Regions from separate parts of the Mus musculus genome. Here region 1 is linked to region 2. The links are chromatin loops, found by intact Hi-C in ENCODE. Cell type or tissue: heart. All regions are shown on one strand. Links, peaks and the distances in the headings refer to the core of each region. The heading gives the core; the rest is flanking DNA.

Evidence for each region. A loop is a pair of places that touch in the nucleus more often than their neighbours do. Peaks named below come from ENCODE experiments on the same cell type or tissue, not always from the same donor. Only the 100,000 strongest peaks of a DNase experiment are listed, where the experiment ranks them.
Region 1: a loop joins it to region 2, with 2.7 times the contacts of the local background. A loop is called at or near these places in 11 of 42 quality-filtered maps.

Annotation. Positions count from the first base shown.
Region 1 is chr14:120,330,968-120,341,960 of GRCm38, forward strand. The region is part of intron 2 of Mbnl2 (muscleblind like splicing factor 2); the gene reads left to right. Among named protein-coding and RNA genes, the nearest start is that of Gm52122, 16 kb to the left of the region's middle. In heart, for the core only: no CTCF peak of the experiment used is centred there; DNase peaks (open chromatin) are centred at 5,664, 6,074 and 6,814; H3K27ac peaks cover 2,408 bases.
Region 2 is chr14:120,273,272-120,284,264 of GRCm38, forward strand. It overlaps Mbnl2 (muscleblind like splicing factor 2), which reads left to right and starts at 2,398. Exons shown (of 8, transcript NM_207515.2): 1 at 2,398-2,634. The region is part of intron 2 of Gm52122 (a long non-coding RNA gene); the gene reads right to left. In heart, for the core only: a CTCF peak has its summit at 5,048; DNase peaks (open chromatin) are centred at 2,360, 4,140, 5,210, 7,060 and 1 weaker place; H3K4me3 peaks cover 4,861 bases; H3K27ac peaks cover 6,325 bases.

The DNA of each region.
Region 1 (10,993 bases), core at 1,525-9,524, 58 kb after region 2:
CGTAAGTTTATTCGTGAAGCTTTCTGCCATTTCCACCATCCGAGATCCCACTACCCCTCCCCAGGCCTGCTGCTTTTTGGCATCTCACCAGTCGACTTCCTCCATTCTGGGAGAACCAGAGCTGAGTTCCGATGAGGATCTTGTCTGCTAAGATCACTGCAGGGTCCCTGAGCCTAGAATGGTGTCTTACGTATAAGAGATGACCACTGTCTGTGGACGGTTAGCACATGCTCAGCCCTAAAGCGTGCCAGCCCCTCAGACAGTGTATGATAGATAGTACAAGGTGTGCTGTACCTTGGGTATGCACTTACTATAATCTATGTGAATTGTCCCCTGGATGCTATACAGTACTCAGCCTTTCCTTGTACCATGCATTGTGAACCAGGTGCTAAGGTCACAATAGAGTTTAAGAATAGGAAGCCTTCTGCGGGAATTTGAAGATGTGGACTATGGACGTCTGTACAGTGCCTCACTGACATGTTCACAAGCCATCGGCTTTTCGAGCTGCGTGTGTTGTTACCACACAGCCTTGTCCTAACCCTCTCACCTTTCTAAGGAAAACCGATCTTGCTCTTTATGCATGGGGGACTAGCCGTAAGCTAGTTGATGCAAATGAAGTTCAGGCTTACAATTCATGGGTAACAATTTCAGAATAAAAAGTGAGAATTCTCTTAAAACAAAATATATGATTGACTTTGACCTGAAACTTGAGTGCTGGACTCTCAGCCAGCTACCTATTTAAGCGGAGGCTACCTATTTCCCTTAAGTACTTGGGTCTTCTGCACATTACGTGCCTAGTTTTGACCCGAGTTACAAATACCATCTCAGACAGTCTAAACTTTGCAGTAGTAATCATTCTAGCCATGTAGCACCATGGCTAGAACGTCTGGACTTTCTAATGACTGCCAGACACATATGTTAGGCCATTGTGGTACATGTGGATATAGATACAAAAATTAAATATTTCCCTTGTGATCACCAAACTTATAAATGCGGGAGACCTGACCTGACCTCGAGAGTGACTCCCAAATTGATATTTACCCACTCGTTTTTCAGCTCCTTTCGTGGAATTCGGTATAATTAATCTTAGAATTCCCACTATGTTAACAGTATTCATATTTAGTAAGTTTAGTACACTGAAGTGAAAAAATGTTAACATGCACTGCCCCCCAGGAATAAACGTGTGGTAGTTTTTCTTTGTGTTATGCAAATACTATATTAGTGTCGTGGGTTCCCTTCATGTCATGTTTTAGGGACTCCAGGTATCACTCGACCTCCTATATAAAAGATCAGTTTATTATATAACCCCTCTATAATATAATAACCCCCCTGTGCACCCCCTCAGTACTCTCTACCTTGGAAGTCAGTGCTTCACGAGCCCAAAACTCCCAAACCGCAGGAGAACATTTCACCCTCTGTCCCAGCTCCTGGTGTGCTTTCTGTCTGTTGCGGAGCAGAAATGCTATAATAGCCAGTAGAGGATTCATTTGCGCACTATCAATGGGAACTCCAGTGGCCTCAGTATCGTTGACATTCCCGACATCACCATTGTCTTTAATGTGACCATGGCTCAGCCCTGGTCATGCTAGAATTTTCTTCTGCCACCCTGTTCTACTCACTCTCTGCCCTCAGTCCCCTGCTTTTTCTTTTCTTTCTGATGCCCCCTCATCTGCCCATTGCTCCCTAACTGTGGGTTCATGACAACATTTGGTTTTGCTGCTTCCTGTCTCAGGCTCAGGCATGGGCTCTCAGAAGTTGTCCCCACCTAGGGGTTCACTTCTCACCTCTTCCAGTGAGCCCCATGTTCCTTTAAAGGTCCCCATCGGAGCGAACCATCGACACCTCCATTCTGCAGATGGAAGTCATGTGGTGGGCTCTCTCCCTCACTTTCTTGTGATGGTATCTTCCTGAGTGTCTCTCGCCCTCCCTTAGACTAGGGGCTCTACTTTCTCCAGAATTCATCTTAATGCATTAAATCAGAAATTACTCTTTCCAAATAATGGCACATTCGGAGGGACTGGAGATTATGAATTTAATACATACTTTGGGAGAGCATAGTTTAACTGAAACACTATAGAAAGACCAGCTGGGCATCGTGGCGCCTGCTTATAATTCTCATGTTCCCACAGCACTTGGGAGCCTGAGGTAGGAAGATTGTTGCAAAGTTAAAGCCAGCCTGGGATATATAATGAGTTCAAAGCGAGCCTGTGTTACATATGCTGTCTCAGAAAACAAACAAACATTGTCATCTGATTCAAGCCTAATTACTGTAGCCTGCCCTAGCCACAGGGGCATTCAAGTAACCACGGGTTGGAGGTTTTTTAAAAAGAAAATGCTTCTGAACTGAACCCATGCAGACCTTTTTATCTTGCCGGCCCCTAAACAACAAGGTCACAAGTGTGTGCCTAACATTTGGTTCCATGAGGTATTTTGAAGAAGGCAGTGATGTATATATAAGTATATATAAGTATAGAGCATCAGTATTAAAAGCATGATGTGGGTGCTTTAGATGCTATGCGTTTCATATAGGAGCTTGGGAACCTAGGGATTTTAATATCCAGTGGGGTTACTGAAATCTGTCCCCCATGCATTGAGGGATGGTTCATTCATTCATTCACTCACTCACTCATTCTCAGTCACTAGCCAGATGTGCAAGCTGAACTGAAACCAGAAACATGACACACACTACTGCCTCAGCTCTCTGTGCTACAGGGACTGGGTAGCTGATGGAGAATGCAGAGCCCACAGGCTCTCCAGAGATGCCAGCTGCCACCCAGAAAGGAACACTGTTGCTGTTCTGCGGTGATTCAGGTTTCGCCCAGCAGACTGCCTTGCTTAGCCTCTCAGTGAAGTGACCTGGACCTTGAACTAAGCGCTGCAGAACAGTGAGGTTAATGCTGCCGTTCTCCATGCCTTCCGTCCACAGAGAGCAGCGGGTACAGTGAGGTTGGGAGCTGCCCTTATCCACGAGAGACATCAGCACTATGTGGCCATTCCCTCCCCCCTTTTCTCTTAGCTGGGTTTTCCCATCCTCACTGGTTGCTCCTCCGTCCTCCTTTGAAGTCCTCCTCACCTCCAAATAGGCGCATCCACCCACGCTCCATGCTTGGGTTCCCTCCCATCCGTCACAGGCACTTACTGCTCTCATAACTTATCAAACGAGCGCTCCCATTTAGAGCCCTGTGTCTGCACACACATTTGCCAGAAATCTTGACTCCTGATATGGCCTCGTCCAATACAATGCCAGGAGACTTGCTGAGCACTTCTTCCATCCTACCTTTAGAATTAATTCCTACCTCAACTCCGGGAGTCCACTGCTTACCTGCCTCTCCACATAGATAGCTGAGTGACTCGGCATCACTGTCTCCTTCCACATCCTTGTTTCCCATGCTTTTTTATTTTGTGGTAGTGGGGATTGAACACATGCTGAGCCAGTACTCCATCACTGAGCTGTGTCCTCAGCCCCATTCGTGTGTCTGTTGCCACCAAGTATTCTCCTTCTCAACAGACGATATCATTCATTCAGTTGATTAATTAAGGACCTTAATGTAAGCCCAACTTGAATCTGTTCTTAAGAGTGACCCCCCCCTCCCCCATAGGAACATAGATTCGAATATGTAGTCATCGGGGAGTGGTACCGTTAGGAAGTGGGTCCTTGTCGGAGTGGGTGTGGCCTTGTTGGAGGAAGTGTATCACTGGCTTTAAGGTTCCAAGGGCCCAAGCCAGGCCCAGTGTCTTCTCTCTTCCTGCTGCCTTCAGATCCAGGTGTAGAACTCTCAGCTCCCGGCATCTCTTCACAGCATTAGAACACTAAGACAGAAACTTCCATGTCTGCTCTACTGCAAGACCTGTTCTTGTCTTTTTTTAGTGTGTATTTATAATTGCGGTGGGAGGACTCCCTTCTGCCCCCCATACACGTTTACAGTAACAAGTGTAAAGTCATAGCGCTCATGCCTGTTTTCAACCGTCTCCTGCGTCATCCGTGAAGTCTGAAGCCCCTTGAAACCCACTGTAACCTGGACTCAGCTGTATATCTGGCCCAGTTGACTCTGCAATCACACGGGTGATTACAGAGGTCTCTGCAAGACCTTTAAGTTAGCTCTTCTTTTCCCCTGGGATGGTCTTCATCCAGGTAACTGTAGCCTGGTTCTTCACTGGAGTCTGGCATGAACTTGAATATCACAGCCCTATCCACACTAACACAGAACTCATCCTTAAGTGGTGCTTCCTGTTTGTCGGTTACCCGTTTTTCTCCGGGAGAAGGAGGAGCCACGAGGTAGGAACTCTTTTCTTCTGTCCCAACAACTGGCAGCTGTTGCCTGCAGAAGGACATAAAGAAATATATCCCCAAGTTTTAAACGTAGAACTATTCTGATAAAATCCATACAACCTTTCTGGCTACCTGTTTTCCAAGTTCCCCATAATCCATTATAAATATGAGCAGTAAAGGCTCCGCACAAAGATGGTCCTTTGATTTACATCCCAAAAGACACTTGTACGTCGTGCTCAGTGATTGTAGCTGTTCCGGCAGGAAGGATACATGGAGACTCAACTCAAGTGTCATTTAAAAGCTACTAAAATGGAAGGAGCAGGCTGGGTTTGCGGCCCAGAGGTGGCATGCTTGAACAGCATATGTGATTTTCAAGGTTTGATTGCCTGTGACACACGCACATGCACATGTGCACGGGCGGGGGGAGGGGCAGTGAGTGTTTTATTTTGGGTCACCTTGGGGCATCTGTACAGTTATCCAAACTTGTTACAGACTGAGGCTGGCGTTAATCACAATCATGTTTTGTTTTGTTTTTTCTTTTTCACCAGTCATTCTAAAACTAGAGCATTGACCTATGTTTTTCCTATGAAGTTAAATTCATTCAATTCAAAAGTTATTATTATTATTATTATTATTATTATTATTTTATTTCTGAGGTTTTTTTTTTTCTTTTCTTGTTTTCCCGATTACCATACTTCTCTTTTCTTCCATGGAGTCATTATCTTTAAACGATGTTGCTTTTTCTCCATGGTGCCCTGCCGGGGCAGAAGCCATGCCCAGCTCTTATTACAGAGTGCTGCTCCGTGAATTCAAAGGCAAAGATCTGCTCTTCTATTCAGCCAGCCATGAGATGTCTACACCATAAGCTCTCGTCATGTGTCACACATGCTGGAAGTGTCCTCTTACTTAAAAAAGGAAAAAAAAATCACTAATAAAGCTCCTGTTCCCTGAGAGAGAGAACTTTAGACATCCCCGGGAAGTATCCTGTTTATAAATAATGTCAGTTGGACCCATCAAACCAGTCAATTTCCATTTTAGAATGGGAGGCGCCCCTTCTTCCCCTACTTTTACTACAGAGACCCTGAAACCTGGGATGTGTTTGTCCCTGCATACTGGAACAAAGGCCCAAGAAACCTAAGGCAGCTGTCAGACAATGCCAAGTGTATGTATACCATGCCAAGGGACACAGTCCTGGAGCTATAGAGACCAGGCTCGCTCTGCAGGGGCTACGTCACCGATGAACTTCACCTGTTCTGCAGTTTCCTCATGAACTGACCCTACTACTGCTAACTAGCATATTCTTTCCACTTGGATGGATTCAGTGTCTTCCGGCTCAGAGATTACAGCATAGTTGCATTACTCTCTTTCAGCACTGTCGTGGCCAAGAACAACATGATACTCCGAGGACAGCTCCACCCCCTGAGAGCTGACCTTTCAGACTCCCAAGCCTCCCAAACTGGGAGGGAGGAGGTGTCAGCCTAGCTCTTTGTAGTCACACTTAGGGTGGCCATGCTGCCCCACGGACTAGAATTTTAGTGATGTGACCGACAAGCCCTTTTTCTCACAACCTGAGGCTGAATATCCACACTGGGGATTATGCCTTAGAGCGGATGAAATAGCTCCAGCGGGCGAAGGATAAGAAAATGCTTCCAAGGCCTTAGCCTCTTTAAAGCCAGAACGTCAGCTTTCTGCTTGTTTTCTTTTCCCTTAAAGTATTATCATCTTCCAGGACATTTCTTTTAAAAACCAGGATAGTGCATCTGGCTTTTGACTGAGAGCGTTATTAGCTGCTTAAGTCACATGAATAACCCAGCGTTGGGAAGAGGGCCCAGTGGGTGAAGTGCTTCCTGAGCCAGAAGGAGGGTCTGAGTTATTCCCAGCAACCATGTATAAAAGTCAGGTGTGATAAACATGTATAATCCTAACACGGGGGGTGGTGGAAACGGGAATATTCAATATGATTACTTATTTATTTTTGGACATGAGCTCACTAGACTGATTGGCTATGAAGTCCCACCTCAAAATAAACAGATAAGTTAAATTAATGAATAAGGTCAAACCGTGATTGAGGAATGTTACTTTGTGTTAACCTCAGGCCTTCGCTGTACCGCAGATGCACACACGCGCACATCCCACCCCACCCAGAAGATACATTGACCATCATTTTAAAAATAGGAAGCTCTCCCATGGTGAATGCAATATATGTTAAGTTGTTATTAAATATCCATCCAGTTCAGACTCAAATCTCATATGAAGGCGTATTTCAGGCGCTCCCAGCCCTTAGGAAAATCATTAATGATACCAAAGAGATGGTTTCCACAGCTGCCGTGAAACTCAGCTCTGACCCAGATGCTTGGAATCTAAAATTAATCATCTGCAGGCTTCATTGGGCTCTGCTAATTCACGGGGCCCCGTTTTCATTCCCGTTGGGCACCCAGCCTTTCACAGAAGCTGCAACATCTGGAAAATGCTGGGGAGCAGCATCCTTAGTGAGGAATTCCAGTCGAACCAGTGTGTTCTCACTGGAATGCGAAGCCATGAACAGAGAAACTTGACTTCCTGGAGCACTTCAGACAGGTGTATTCATTTCCGTGTTCTGCAAGCAACCATTTAGTCCCCAGCAGAGCCAAGAGCTGAATCGGGTTCCTGAACAAAAAGCTGGGGCTTCTCACAGAGTTTGCAGTTGTTCTGGAGAAACAATGACAGGGCAGCCACCAACTCAAGATCAGAACAGGTTGAAGTAGACACCAGGCCAGAAGAGCTGCTGAGCAGACACACAGTCCACCCTCCCTGTGACCTTGGCTTTGTTTGATTTGCAAACATAAGCAAACCTTGCACTCCACTCGCCATTCCTTCTAAGTGCCTCCACTAAAACAAAAGGGGGCCCAAGCACAGCCAATCCCGGGCACCCAGCAACTGAATTGCTCTTTGTCCAAATAAACTCTTTAAGCTTTTATTGTCCCTCGGTTTACTTTTTAACAAAGGAAAATAACCATAATGTATCAAAGGCCCTATTCATTCATGAAACACTGAGTGTCCAGTGTGGGTGCCCTTCAGCCAGGCATTGGAAATTAGTGTGTTGACCTCATGTGCTGTCATTCTCTTGGGGGGTGGGGGGCAACACACAAATCAACCAGATATAGGTTTCTTCTCCTTCCAAAAATATGTTTCTTGTTTCCCACCTTCTGTTGCAATGGAAAAGAAGCAAGGAATTCCAATGGAAATAATATCCTTAGGGACAGTGTTATGCAGAAGTGATTGCTAGGGAGGGAGCTGCCTTCAATGTGTTGCTTTCAGGGCTGAGACCTTGAGGAGGGGGAGTGGGAGGAGGAAGAGCAGGAGAGGAAGGAGGAAGGGGAAAGGGAGGGGGAGGAAAAAGAGGGGGAGGGGAAAGAGGAAGGGGAAGGTGAGAGGAAGGAAGAAGAGAAGGGGAACAGGAGGGGAAAGAGGAAGGGGAAGGGGAGGGGAAGGAAGAAGAAGGGGAGGGGGTGGATGTCCTTTGAAAAGAAGCTTTACAGGTGCTGAGAAAAGGAGATGGCCCCATGGGATGGAAGTATTTGCCAGCCCCCGGGAACAAGATACGCAGACAAGAGGGAGTGAAATCATGCAGGCCTGGGGAAGTTGGAGAAGGCATTGGGGACAAGATGTTGGTGATGACATAAAGAAACCATGTCTTGAAAGCAAACAAACAGGCAGAACCAGTGTCAATCACTGTCCCACTGTGGACATCAGCTCCCTGGAGCCCCGTAAGCCCTCTGCCCAGGCCTGGGTGTGTATCAGTGGTGTGGCATTTGATCCTCAGTATTCCAAAGTCTGCAAAATGAAGCCTATCCACCTGCCAGGTTTCAGTTCTTTTAGTATGACTAGGGTTACTTCCAGCGGGTGATGGAATTTGGTTATATAAAGAACAAGTAGGACGTCTTCTTATAATTCTCTTGGCTTATTCTAGGTGATAAGAAAAAAAATTTTTTCTTTAAGCCTTTACTTTTTTTTTTTTTTTTTTGAGACAGGGTTTCTCTGTGTAGTCCTGGCTGTCCTGGAACTCACTCTGTAGAACAGGCTGGCTTTGAACTCAGAAATCCACCTGCCTATGCCTCCCAAGTGCTGGGATTAAAGGCAAGTGCCACCACTGCCCGGCGAGCCTTTACTCTTAAGGTGGTATTTTTCTCATGAAATGTTGAAGCTTCTAACACAGTTGCTATTAATGTTTAGTCAGTTTTTTCGTTTCCTTGTGCTAATGACCTGGCGAGCCTATATGAGTTAATTCTGAATTAAAGTTAATTCAGGAATACATTCAGCAGTTCCTATATGTAAAACAACTCTCTGCATATTGAGAGTCAGTAATTATATTAAGAGATTCAGGAAAATCTAATAATACCATAAGAATTGCACACAACTTTGGTTTTTTAACTGAAACATATGGGGTTTGAATTGCTCTGCTTCATTTTTCTTACTTATAACCAGCCATTCTTAACTTATTTGCATCAGTATAAAATGTAGGCACTTCAGGAGTTGGTTGGTGTTCTTTTTTTTTTTTTTTTTTACTATATGCGGGAGAACCCAATTAGTCTTTTTTTTTTTTTTAAATAAACTGAAGTCACTTGCTTTTAGGATATTTGTTGTTAATTTCTCCTAAATAGTTGTTACAAGCTCTTTGCCAATCTTAATTGATTACCTATTAGTGAAGTAATCTGAGCATTAGTATATGGCACTATAATTTCTGCTGTATCTCTTCCTGACAATTGACATAGTTTTAATCTCCCTTTTATAATTAAATCAGAAACCTTTTCTATATAAGGCTGTAATTTTAAAAATTTGTTTGTTTATAAAAAGATTGTGCGATTGGTCTTAATCATCAATTCTAGAAAGGATACGTTTATTTTTTTCTTAAGAATTTGTGTTCAATCTTAATTATCAATTCTAAAAAGGGTAAATTTTTTACTTTTTAAGTGTTTTGTTTTAAAATAATTACACTCATGTTTCCTTTCCTTTGTTATCCCCTGCCTCATTCTGAGCAGAATGTGTAGTCTTGCCCACTCTTTATTATTTAAAACTCGTCTACTACATAAAACAGCTTTGGCCATACCTCAACGACTTTAGCTGAATAGCATTCTCTAATTTGTGATATGTTCATTTGTGTGGCTCAGTCATTACTTAAGCAGGTGTTCCTAAAATATGCAAGCCATTTGGGATAGTTTTCCTTTGAAGTTGCACTATTAATTTCTAACACTTTATCAATAAGATAAGAAGTCTACACCTTTTACTTGAGAAACACACTCAAGTGGTTTCCATGCAGATTACAATTGGTCTGTACGTGACACCTGACAGCTGAGAAGGTACGTTTCCTGCTCTGAAGATGTATGGTTATCATCTATGCCAAGGTGTCAATCATTAAGTAATCCAAGTGCTTCGTGTTCCTAAGTGTTCATTTTTGTGTGTGAGACCAGCCAGAGAGCGACCACATTACAGTGTTTTACTGTCTCCTGTGTGCATGGTGTCTTCTATCTAACGTTAACTTTGCCTAGAGTTATAGATACCATGGGATCCTGAGCTTGGCATTCCCCTGTTCCCACAGTGTTTTTCCACGTTCTACCTTCCATCCATACGAGCATGATCTTTGCTTTAGTTCATCTACTGACAGGACATGAGATTACAACTACTGCCTTAAAAAAAAAAGCCATGCTTTCCTGATGTATCTTGTTCTATCTTTGGATTTCCAACTTGACTGTATTGACTTTTAGCTCATGTGAGCATCCTTCCTTTGAATTTGACATTTAAAACTGGGACTGATCCTGAAGTAACCCACAATCATTTGTCTTAAGCTCGCTGGAATTGTAATGCCAGGCTACAGAACAACCTGAGACGTCCCCATGTTCTTACTTGGATACTTTTATAAGGGAACCTACAGGGTGAGTCATTGCCACATTGTATCAGATGAGAGGATTGCACCCAAAGAGACCGGCTCATTGACTTCTGGTGCTTTACATAGACTAGAAAGCATACCCATTTGTGTTCGTATGTAGGACTGTTGGATACACATCCTTAGTAGCAAGTTTTCAAGGAAAGAGATAGATACATTAATGGTAACAGTCCTGGGAGACTGACCTGGAAGAAACTTTATGAACTAGGCAGATTTTGGCTGAGGCTCTGACCTCTCTGACCCTGGAACCTCACTGACCCCTTGTCAATAGCCTCCCTATTGGTTAGGTTCAGGAATGGATTCTGGGGCTGTGCTTACATGTAGTTTCCTCTGTGATTCAGTGCATGGCCATTGGGCAAGTGCATGTTCTCATCACAGACTCTGAAGTTGCTTCTATCAGGTATAAATCCGCTATGTGTGTCTTGCTGGCTGTTTCCACTTGTCTTACAAGGTTCATATAAGACACATAACCATCTTAAAAGTACAGCATTTCCCAAGTCAACATAAAAAAAAAAAAAAAGCCCAAACACCAAGCCCCTTAAATTCTTATTCCTGTGTTAATTTTAATCATGATCCATAACTCACTTGCTGTAACAATGAACAGCAAAATCCTATCCTAACTGTGACTAGTTTGAAATAATAGTTCTACCATTCATCCTTAGGGTTGGCATGTAGTGGAGGAAGGAGGCATGGTCTCTATGAAGAATGGGCCAAAGGAGGAGATCTGTAGGAAGATACATCCTTTCTCAGTATGAGAAGGAAGTGTGTAAGCATGCCTGACGGGCGAATGCTCTGGTCTCAGA
Region 2 (10,993 bases), core at 1,644-9,643:
GGAAGAAACAAAGTAAAATGTTCTAAATATTCAGGTGGTAAACTCAACAGACTTTGACAATGGATTTCAGGTTACTGTTGGAGAGGGAAGTGAAGAAAAGTGTCAGGCTTTTGGCTCTTATAAATCAGTAAGTGTGACATCGTTTCTTGTGATACCAAATAACCAGCATGTTTGTGTGTGACTTCTTGTCCAACACAGAAATTACGCCAATGACAGACATCCTCTAGTGCAGCTCTGTCACACCAGCCTTTGTAGAGATGCTTTGTGCACATTCTCTTAATTAATGTAGGACACAGACCTAGCCTTCTAAAATGGCAAGATCAGCTCAGGCAAGCTAGCTACACAAGGCTGCATTGTTAGAGGCTTAAAATAGTCTGGGACAACGACCAGTACAGAAGCCTTTTGAACATGAGAGAGGCTGATGTGGGTGAGGCCGGCATAGCTGAAGAAATGGCAGGTGATCTGAGGTCTGTACAGTGTGTAAGGAGGGGAAGCGAACATGGGGTAGAGAGCAGGGAGCTTCATTTAGGAAAATGGCAGACTTAAAGTGGACTATAAAGGCAGGGGCCACATTTAGCAGGACCTTGAAAGTCTGTAATTTGGATTTTATGGAGGGACAGGTTTGAGTGTAAAAGGAACATGACTTTACATGACTTCAGAAAAACCTGTCTGGCAACAGGGAAGACCAGAACCGACGTGCCTTGAGGACCAGAGGCTATCAATTAGCTTTTGTACCATACAGGGAATAGGTCAGGGCTCTGGCCGAGCTGGGAGGAGAACACTAAGAGGCTTAATGTCTCTGGGTGAGAAATGGGCTTGACAGAGACTAAAGTCTAAGTAATAAGATTGTAAAAAATGGGGATTTCGTGTCAAAAGCAGGAGGAGCTGGGGAAGAAGGTAAGTTTGAGATCAACACTCAGGTATGTGTGCATAGGTGTATTAACAGTTTAAAAAGATTTCCACTTGTTTAAATGTAGCTAATTTAACTTTCCAGGAAAAACAAAACAAAACAACAGACTTAACCAAAGCCTATCAAAGATAATATTGACTAGAAATGAAAATCAATATTAGAGATTAAAGTGAAGAGGAGTAAAATAAGATATTCTATTGAAGAAAATTAGTCCACAAGTCACAAGAAATGATGTGTTTTAAGAACACAATTCCAAAATCTAAAAATACCAAAACCATTACATTCTGCCCTGTTACTCCATTCCAGATGCATTCGTTAAACAGTTGCAGAGAGAGAGAGAGAGAGAGAGAGAGAGAGAGAGAGAGAGAGAGAGAGAGAGAGAGAGAGAGGCTCAATCTTTCAGATGAATAGGATCTTTGTTCTTGCCTGTAGTTAGTCACGGGACCTTCATACTTAATTTTTAAGATGCAAAATGTTGTGTTTTGTGGAAGGAAAATGTGTGCTTATTGTGTTTTCTAAATGCCATATGTTTTTGTTTTTGTTTTCAAAGCATGCAGAAATGCTGTTGACTGAGAAGAAGAAAAAAATAACCCTTTCCGTTCTTTTTTTTCTTGCTTTATCTTAGGGAACCTCTGGCATCTGTGGGTCAACCTTTGTAGATTGAAAATGGAGGATGTCCCTTAGGTCAGTGCCATGTGTATTCAGCAGTAAACGCCCTCCAGCAGTCATTGCGGCACTAAAGACAGGATGGGCAACGTATGAGCATTTATCAAATGGCATCTAAGAAGGTTAAGACACAGTTAATCCCCCAGTGGGTGCCAGCCAAGAGCCTCAAAGCTTAATGTAGAGATATCAGTTCTGTCCTTCGGCATCCCCTAATTGAAGTCTCTAGTGCTCTGGAAACTTAGATGGAAAATATATGGGTTCCAGTAAGTAGCCACTGAAATGACAGCTCTCTAGAAAAGCTGTGTGCTGGGGCTTCAAGCATGGTCTGGTCTTCAGTGTGCAATCCAACTTGGCTATAGCCTCCCTCCGTCATGGAAATTGCCTGCAAATGTTTCGTAAGGTATCACTTTGCATGAAAAACACTGAATTGTCTCACAAACGAATGTGTACATCTATGTCAGTATGCTTCCTCAAACGCCCTAAGACTTTAGTTTGGGATCCAATTGGATTTCTTGGCCATCTTAGGAGTTTCGTGATTCCCGGAGTGTTTATGATGCAACTCCCAGCTACGGGCTGGGTGTCTCGAAGCGTATTTGTCTGAGCTACCCCTCTCTGTGCTCTGCCAATTATGTGCCACTTTGTCTCGGAGCTATGACTGCTTTCCTCGGAGAGGGAGATCCCTTTTCCATCAGTATGGACGCACTGTTTTCAGAGCCTGCCAGCGCTGTGTTGCTGTGTCAGTCATCCTATGAGGACCAGTTTCAGACGAGGAGGGCTGACGAGCTGGCCGGGGATTGGTGGGCTGAGCCTGGGCGGGGCCTGTGGGAAGGAAGGGCTGCAGCTCACAGCAACAGAGTTTAGACTGTCTTTGCTTCATCATCTGAAGGTAAAATTTTCCAGCCACGGCCGGCGGCTCGCAGAGTACAATAAACAGGGACGGAGAACTATTTGCATGGACCCCCCTTCCTCATGATGCGGTGGAGAAGCCACGGCCACTCGGTCCTGCCAGATGTTCTTGGGGTTACTGTACATGGGGAAGACGAGCAGAGCTAAACAAGGTAGGAGAAACAACCCCCCCTCCCCAATTTTTTTTTAATGTTTAAAGAGTTTGCTGCAGTATGCTGCATTCCATGTGTGTGCTTAGGGAAGCCAGGGAGACCGATTCCACTAATTCGAACGGAATACTCGCAGGAAACCCTGGAGTTTTACGTAACGTTTGGATTTGAGAACAAGAAACGGCAAAGCTGGAATCTACGCCGCCCGTTTAGGGTGAGGCATTAAAAAAAAAAAAAAAAAACCGAGGTTTTTATTTATTTATTTAAAGGACAGATTTGTTTATTATTATTATCTTTAATTATCTGAAAGATCCAGGCCAGGATTATCTTAAGATAATGGAGGTTTTTTACTGCCAGAGTGGGCTACAGAATAAAGTTTACGTGTTTCCTGTTCTTTGAAAACATACTTGAAATTAAGAATTTAAAAAAAAAATCTGCTTAAATAATCATCGGCTGAACGTTTGGGACGAAAATATGTCTGTTTCTTGGAAATTGGGGGCCACCCTGGTGCTACAGGGCAATGGCTTTAATTGAGTTTCAAAAGCACATTTTAAGCAGCACCAGGGCAGAAGAGGAAGCTTCCTGGCTAGTCTTAGACACTGTGGTTCAATGTTTACATTGCTTTTCCTGGCAGCCTCTGTCTTTGTTTCCAGCTTAAAAGTGGAACCATTATATTCAAAAGTAAGGCTGGGTTAATAATGCTTACTGCAATTATCTGATCTGTATGCATTTTTAATGAGAACACACAGCCAGCAGAATAATTTAATGAGAGCAGGCTAGCTTTTAAAGCTGGGCTCTCACTATGCCCAGCCAGATCAACTTTCTTGCCGAGAAGCAGCGGCTGGAAAGGGTGAAGCAGATTTATTTTTAACACACTTGGCCCAGGAGAAGGGAAGGCTTTCTCTGTGTTAAAGAATTCTTTCTGCCCTTTTCCGTTTTAAATTTCTGCCAGGCTGAGGAAACCGTGTTTTTTTTGTTAGGCCTTGGAAGCATGTGTTTACAATAAATGTGTAACATTTTTAGAATAGTTAGCAAGCACTGAAGCGAAGGGGGGAAAAAAAACTTGCCTAACTGCCACCTCCGTGAATGTTCTAATGTTCTTCAAAAAAGCCTTACTGTCTCTTTAAAAGACAAAGATTAAGTCGGAAAATGTCTATTAGGGCATTTTTATATTTAGGCAGCAACAAGGAACAAAAATTAAATGAGACATTTTATCATCTATGTAAGAGGAAGTTTCTTCCTCTCGTTTGCTCCGTTCTGAGGGAGAGCAGTGCTCATTTAAATAAGGGCAATGCCACGTACCACGGTTTTTACTTTCAAGGAGAAGTGCAGGACACTAGCCCAGAACTCCTGACGTCATCCCCCAACTATTTCTGCTGTGTGTTCTTCTATTCAGCTTGTGGAAAGGAATAGTTCTCTATGTCCAGGCCAGGAACATTCGAACTCCCAGTTGGCAGGACTTGAGTTATGTCTTCCCATTTAAACCCACAGCCCATCCATCCCCCCTCACAGGCCAAATAGGGCAACTTTGCCTACCTGCCTGTCTGCCCAGGTTTTCTGCAGGCTTCTGGCTTGGCTAGAGAAAAGCCATGGCCTGCCTCAGGGAGCCGGATTTCACTTTCTTTCTGGTCTAACTCGCTCTGTGTCGTGGCTCAGTAAGCCTTCCTGTGTGGCCTATCCCAGGGGGTCCCGTCCCAGGGGGTCCTATCCCAGGGGGCCCATTCCCAGCCCCCCTGGAAACTTTACCTAAGGCCCAGGTTATGCTACCAAGTTCAAGGTTGATTGGCTGGTGGGTGACAGCTGCTTTCATAGATACAGCACCGTGTCCTAAGGCAGATGGCTCAAAGGAAATAAAATACACTAGTCCCTGCTGTTAACCCTGTGACACAGGTGGCACTCCTCTTGCACACCCTTGATTGTACGGATCTGGAGAAAGGTTAGTGTTTATTGAGGTTCCTTTTAAAGAAAGAATTTGGGCTAGAGCACACTGCAGTTCCCTGGAGTCCCTACTACCAGCTGGCCCTCCTGCACCACTTACTTAGTGTGGCCTTGAGCAAGTGCCTACCTCAGTTTCTCTTCAGGGACCTAATACTTATTACACTTTCTCTCCTAGAATTCTAGGGACCTGTTTTGTACAAACAACAGTAACAAAAGTTGTTTGTCTCCTGGGACAATTCACTGTGTAAAGTACAAAGGGAAGGGGCCTCTGTGTGGAAACATTGTGGGCAATGTCTTGGGCTGTTTAGATATAAGGCTACAAAATACAAAACCTCCAGTCTCTCCGTTTCTTATAAATTTTCTAAAGATGCCTAAGCCACAAATGAAATTTCCAAGGAAGTCAAGGCATGGTTGTTAGCGTTTCCTCCATCCGTCTCACCTAATGTTCTAGAAGCTGCTGGGCAGGCCAACCTCTGCCAGCAGTGGGCTTCCTAGAGTTGTGCTGGCCTAAGTTTCAGTTCTGACTTCGCGTCTTGTAAGAAATCTATGAGTGTGGCGGAAAGGAGAGCTAAAACCCGGCGGAAGGGAGGAAAAGATGCTTGTGAAATATATTGGTCATGCGGCTCTACTGCTGAACAGCCTGCCTTCACTCTGCTCGTTGTTTTAATTTGCTGTTGCCATGGTGAAAACAAATCAATATCACATGGCTCCCAGCCAGTCCCAAGCTCTGGGAGCGCCATAGAGATCCAAGAGCAGGTACTCTGGATTTCAAGCAGGAATGGGGAGCGGGCGACTTGGATCCTGAGCGCTAGTAAATTCCTCCTGCAGAAGGAGTTGGGTCAGTCTGACACACATTTATCTCTTCCTTTCTTCTTGCATTCTCTTATCAGCAATGAAAAAAAAATGTGGGAAGAAAGGCAAGCTGACTCATTTACATTTTCCAAAATAACGAAACAGTAGCAGTGCAGAAGCTAGTCGGGGGCTTGCAGTGGTGAAGATTTTAGTTAATGAAGAGATGGGACTGAGGCGAGAGGGAGTTTTAGAAAACAGTTTGGGTGCCTTCAGCACCTCCACAGAGAGCTACCCCTGAGAGGCCCTTGGGAGGTTAGCAGCTACTGCTGGCCTGTCAGGCAAGCGATCTGGCAACGAGGAAGCAGGTGGGCAGTTTGGAGTGAGGTGTGTCAGAGACAAGGAAGCCAGTCAGGAGCCTGAGTCATAGCAGATCAGCAAGTCAGAAGTCCATCAGGTGAGCGCACGAGGACTCCAAGGTCACGACCCCACAGAGAACAGAACACTTCTTCCTCCTTGAAAAAGCTGCCGAGGCTCAGCCTGAAGGCCTGTGAGGCACGAAGGAAAGAGACTGCAGAAAACAATACTAATAGTAAAGAGCCAGGAGCCCAAGCTTCCTTTCTGGAAAGAACCACTCAACTAGAGAGAGGGATACTTGCCGCTTTGTGGACTTGGTATTTCCCTCCTTGGAGGATGAAGTGGGTTTTATCCGGGCCTTGGTGGATCAGTTTTGCTGCTGGTTTTGTGTGTGTGTGTGTGTGTGTGTGTGTGTGTGTGTGTGTGTGTGTGTTTTGTTGTTTGTTTGTTTTTTTTTTCTTTTTTGTCTGTCTCCATCATTTAGTTACTCCAGTTTTTGTTTTGTTTTGTTTTCCTTCTTGAAAATGTATACAAAGTATCCCTTGCAGCAAGAGTAACTTCTCAGTGAGGAGTCAGCTTTGCTCCAGGCCTGGGCCTCCACTGCAACGCTGAGCCAAAACAGGTCTGTTTAGTAAGGCCTCAGCTTTGTTTGCTGAGCCTGAGTTCCTGATGGTGGGCAGCTTTCAGCTGACCTTCTCTTACGCCCCCTCACTATGACAAAAAAAGTCTTGGACCCACAACGTGCTTTTAGTGTTTTGACAAAGCATTCATTGTTTAAGGTCTCTTGGGTCAGCAATCCAACATCAGTCAACAAGTGTTAGGGGCCCTTTGGGCAGGGTCTTGGGCTTGGCTAGGACTTCAGGCTACCTACTACCTACCTTTTGTGTGTCATTACATACACACCTGTCGTAAAAGCCTAAATTTCAAAGGCTTTAAGACATCCTTATTGGCTGATATTAAGCTAGCATTGTAACCATCAGATATTGATTTTAGTCTAGAGGTGATTCTGGTGTTTAGAGGACGAACGAAACACACTTAAAATAAAAAGATTTTTTTAGATGTTAGATATCTATCCTTTCTTTCTTTACTGTATTTCTTACTGCTGGGCTCCTGTTGTTTAATTAACATAGAGCAAGGTGAGCCGTGGCGTGTCAGAGTGCTTGAAACATGCAGATTAGATTAGTACTCAGAGTCTCAGCTACCATAGCTTCAGCCTGAAGTGGCAAGGCTGTGGCACATCATTTATAAAGCCTTAAATGCCAGCCAGTGAACAAAGAGAAATCTTAGACCTGCTCACACTTGTGAGCTTCAGCCTGCCCCCAACAGCCCATGATGCAATTATGAGGAAACCTGATGCTGCCTCTGGGGGATTACACTTCCCCACATTCTTTCATAAATGCAGGAGGGGCTTGTTTGGTTTTAGTTGATTTCCCCTCTAAACTTTAAGTTGTTTTGATGGTTGTGATTGGGGGATTTTGCTCCTGCTAGAACATTCCTTCTCTGGACAGACACAAACTGTGTGAGGCTAAAGGATGTAGTTAGGGGCAGACCTGAGAGAGGAGGCTGGAAACACAGACTTTTTAAAGCTTTTTTTTATTTTTAATCAGCCTCATGTCTGCAATGACAGAGGAGCTAGGCCACCATTAGGAACATTCATGGTGAGCTGGCTGTGGAAGAACTGTGGGGTGTATGTCACCTTTACGGAAACAGGAGAGAGTGGGAAATACCCTCCTGGAACACTGCAGGGCTCTTCTGAGCTGTCCAAAATGCACAAAAGCTAGGAGATAAGATGAGACCAATGCACAACTTGTCTCCAGAACAATAATGGACAGATGTGGGGCTCCTTGCACTTGACAAGGGCTTTTGCTGGTATCATCTCCATTAACAGCTTAAGTGGGGCGTTACAGGATGGGAGCCTCATTTAAGGCACTCTGGCTAAAACTCCAGAAGATGAGTTATTGATTTTAAAAGTTTGATTTGTTAGAAGACTGGGGGATAGATACCCCAGTTGGCAGAGCGGAAGCCTGATGTCCCTGACGCCTTGTGTCAATCTCTACCTCCTACCACATAAAACCAGGTGTAGTGGAGCACACCTGTAATGCTAGCACTCAAGAACTATAAGCAGGGCGATCAGAAGTTCAGAGCCATGCTTTGTAACAGTGAGTTCTAGACCAGCCTGGGCTGCCATCTGCCGTGTGTGTGTGTGTGTGTGTGTGTGCGTGCATGCGCGCGGCAAGCGCACGCGCATGTATTCTACCCACCCCCTTGGTTAATTGACTTGGATTTTGAAAGCACAAGATAAACTTGGAAATCTCCCAGGTGCCAGATGTGAGGACATAGAGTCATGTCACCACTTAAGTACTTTCTTTGACAGTATTCCATTTAGACCTAGTTGACTTTATGGTAAAGCCCTCAGAGAGGTAGGTTCTCAGCTTGGATTGCTTGGGTAACCTTCAGGATAAAGCCAAAGTTGACCCTATATCCCAACCGAGCCACATGGCTGTTAGGTGTTTCATGAACACCTCATAATGTCCTGCAGGCCAGAGAATAACCAAATGAACAAAGACAGCAACAACAATGGCCTTGTGCTCCCCTGAGAGCATCTCACCGAGCCTCTTAAACTGGTAGAAAGATGGATGTGGGGACTGGAAATGACTCTTTTAGGGGTATTCATTACAGGTAAGCTGCTTTACACATACCTTGTGCAATTGGAACTTTAGAAGGTCCTTAGAGCCCTACCCAATCAACAGCACTCTCAGTTTGCTGGTAGAGGAAAAGAATTCTCTGTAGACTTGGTAACAGCCATATATCAGTGAAAGCCAGCCTGGCTACTACGTAAACTCAGGCCTCCAAGACTCTCAAGTCCTACAGGTAGCCAGCATTGTAGGTTTTGAGCTGAATAAATAAGAAAGATGAAAATAACTTATAGAAAGTACTCAGTTTCAAGGTAGAAACATGAATCGTGTTAGACATTTCAGATGGTGTGTAGTCGCCGTTCTGTTAAACTCTGTGTATAATAGTCACAGTGGCATCTTAAATACATATGCTATTTTAAGTTTTCTGTCTATTGTTTCCCTGGTGGTCAGAATTCCAACTTCCTGTTTAACAAATCAAGTGGCAACAGGGTTTGAGTTAGGTTAACTAACATGCTACTAGTTTTAGCAACCTCAAAGTGGAGAAGTTACTTCCCAAGCCTATAGAATGTTATGCATAGGATACTTACTGAGCTAAATGAATCACACCATGGTCTAACTTGAAGCTTTCGTATAATGTATGCCATCCAGTTGAGCAAAGCTCAACCCTAGCAATTTGGGAAGGACAGTAATGTTTTTAATTAAGAGATTGAATTATCCTAAAAAAAAATCTATAAACTTCTGGCATCCTAAAGCTTCAATTAATCATACTAAAAGCATTGAGGAGGTTTATATGATATAGATGATTTAGTTCTTATGGCTTTAAAGTTCTGAGAATTTGGGGAAGAAAAGCTGTGTTGGGGCCACATGAAAACATTTTGTCTAAATCAGCCTTTCTACTGAGAAAAGTCTACACCCCAGGCCAAGGATAAAATTATTTATTAGTAAGTAGAGAGCACAACGTATATATTATTTAGTGTATCCCTTTGAACTCTCAATTGTCATGTGTATTTGATGATGTATAGATCATATTGGTGTTGCTATACAAGAATTTCATCTGTAAATGAAGAACTATTATGATGGTTATTTCTGGCTTACGAAATATTTTATAATAGGATCCTATGATCAAAAAGCATGGAGAGCCCAGGGGCTCAGGGAAGAGGGACAGTGAGGTTAAGGAACCACAAGAAGAGTTGACTACAGAATATGGAGCCAGTGTTAGGGGACAGTGAGGAATCCGGCTACACAGGGGCAGTTGGAATCAATCAGGTAGGGTAGAGCTGAAGAGCCGTGAGCGATGCCACTGGACAGAAAAAAATTTACAATAATCCAGGCATAATGTAGGGAAGAGGTAGAGGAGAATGGAGGAGAAAGGGACCCGAAGGTCATTGTGGTGGAAAAATAGGAGGTGCTTCAGGAGCTCAAAAGTGCCAGAAATACATTATGGTTTCTCTCACAAGAGATAATGCATCAGTATTATCAGATGGTGCTGTGACTGGAAAGGGACCTAGGAAGAACAAGAGACCAGCCGTGCGAAGAGGTTCAGAGGAGGAGGGGAGACAATGAGCCATGAGATTTCTCAACATCGAACTATAGCCAACAGTGGGGTATACCCGTGGTGTTATCTTATAGATATAGATATCTATACTTGACAAAGAGAGGAGGGGACAGTGAATAGCGTAGTTCCCAGATTGCTGATGTCTAAGCCTGAGACCGCTGTCTTGAAACAATAGTTGATGTCATGCATACTCAACACCACACAGAGAGAGTGAGCGTAAAGAGAAAACAGGCAGTTAGTTGACCAATGGCGAGCTTTGAAAAAAAAAATTAGTCAGTGGCCCAGAAGAAGCTAGGAGGTCGAAAAGAATCAGGAAACTAAACATACATAAAAGAAGAAAATAGATTAAAAAAAAGAAAAGAAAGCAAGCAAAACTATTGAGGACCGTATCCCAGTCTGTGGGAATCTGTAAGAATAGTCTGTTTACTTTTCCTGTAGCTGGGCAAAATACCGAAGGAAAGTACCTAGCGGAAATTATGGCTATTTTGGCTCACAGTTTGAGGGTATGTCCATCATGGTAGCAGGTTGGCTGGCATACATCCACAGTGAGGGACAGAAAAGACAAGCCAGAGTCAGGTGCCTTGCTTTTATTCACCTAGGACCCCTCCATCCTCAGGATGTTGCTGCTCACACTTAGGGTGGGGTCTCCATTCTCATCTCAGTTCATCCAGTCTTAAAACCTCCTCACAACCAGGCCCAGAGGTTTGTTGCCATGGTAATCCTAAATCCCATCCAGTTGACAATCAAAATTAACGATCACAGCCTCCTACACGTATTTCACCCTCCTTAGCACCAGGCTCTGGCAGTGATCCTGCTGGAGGCCAGCGTTTGCTCATAGTCATGTTTGAAGGCACAGAGTGGTGGGCGTATGCGGGAACAGTCATCCCTGCCTCTTTCATACGTACAGGTGACTTAAAAGTACATTTTTTTTCCAGAGGCAGAACGGTTGAAAGCAAAATTATCAAGACGTTTGCATCTGCCTTTTAAGATACCTATTTGCAGGACTGGTTGGGGTAGTAATTCCAGAGTGAGATGTCACCAGACCCTGGGTGTCTTGTTTTTCCTGAGTCTATCAGATTCTCTTGAA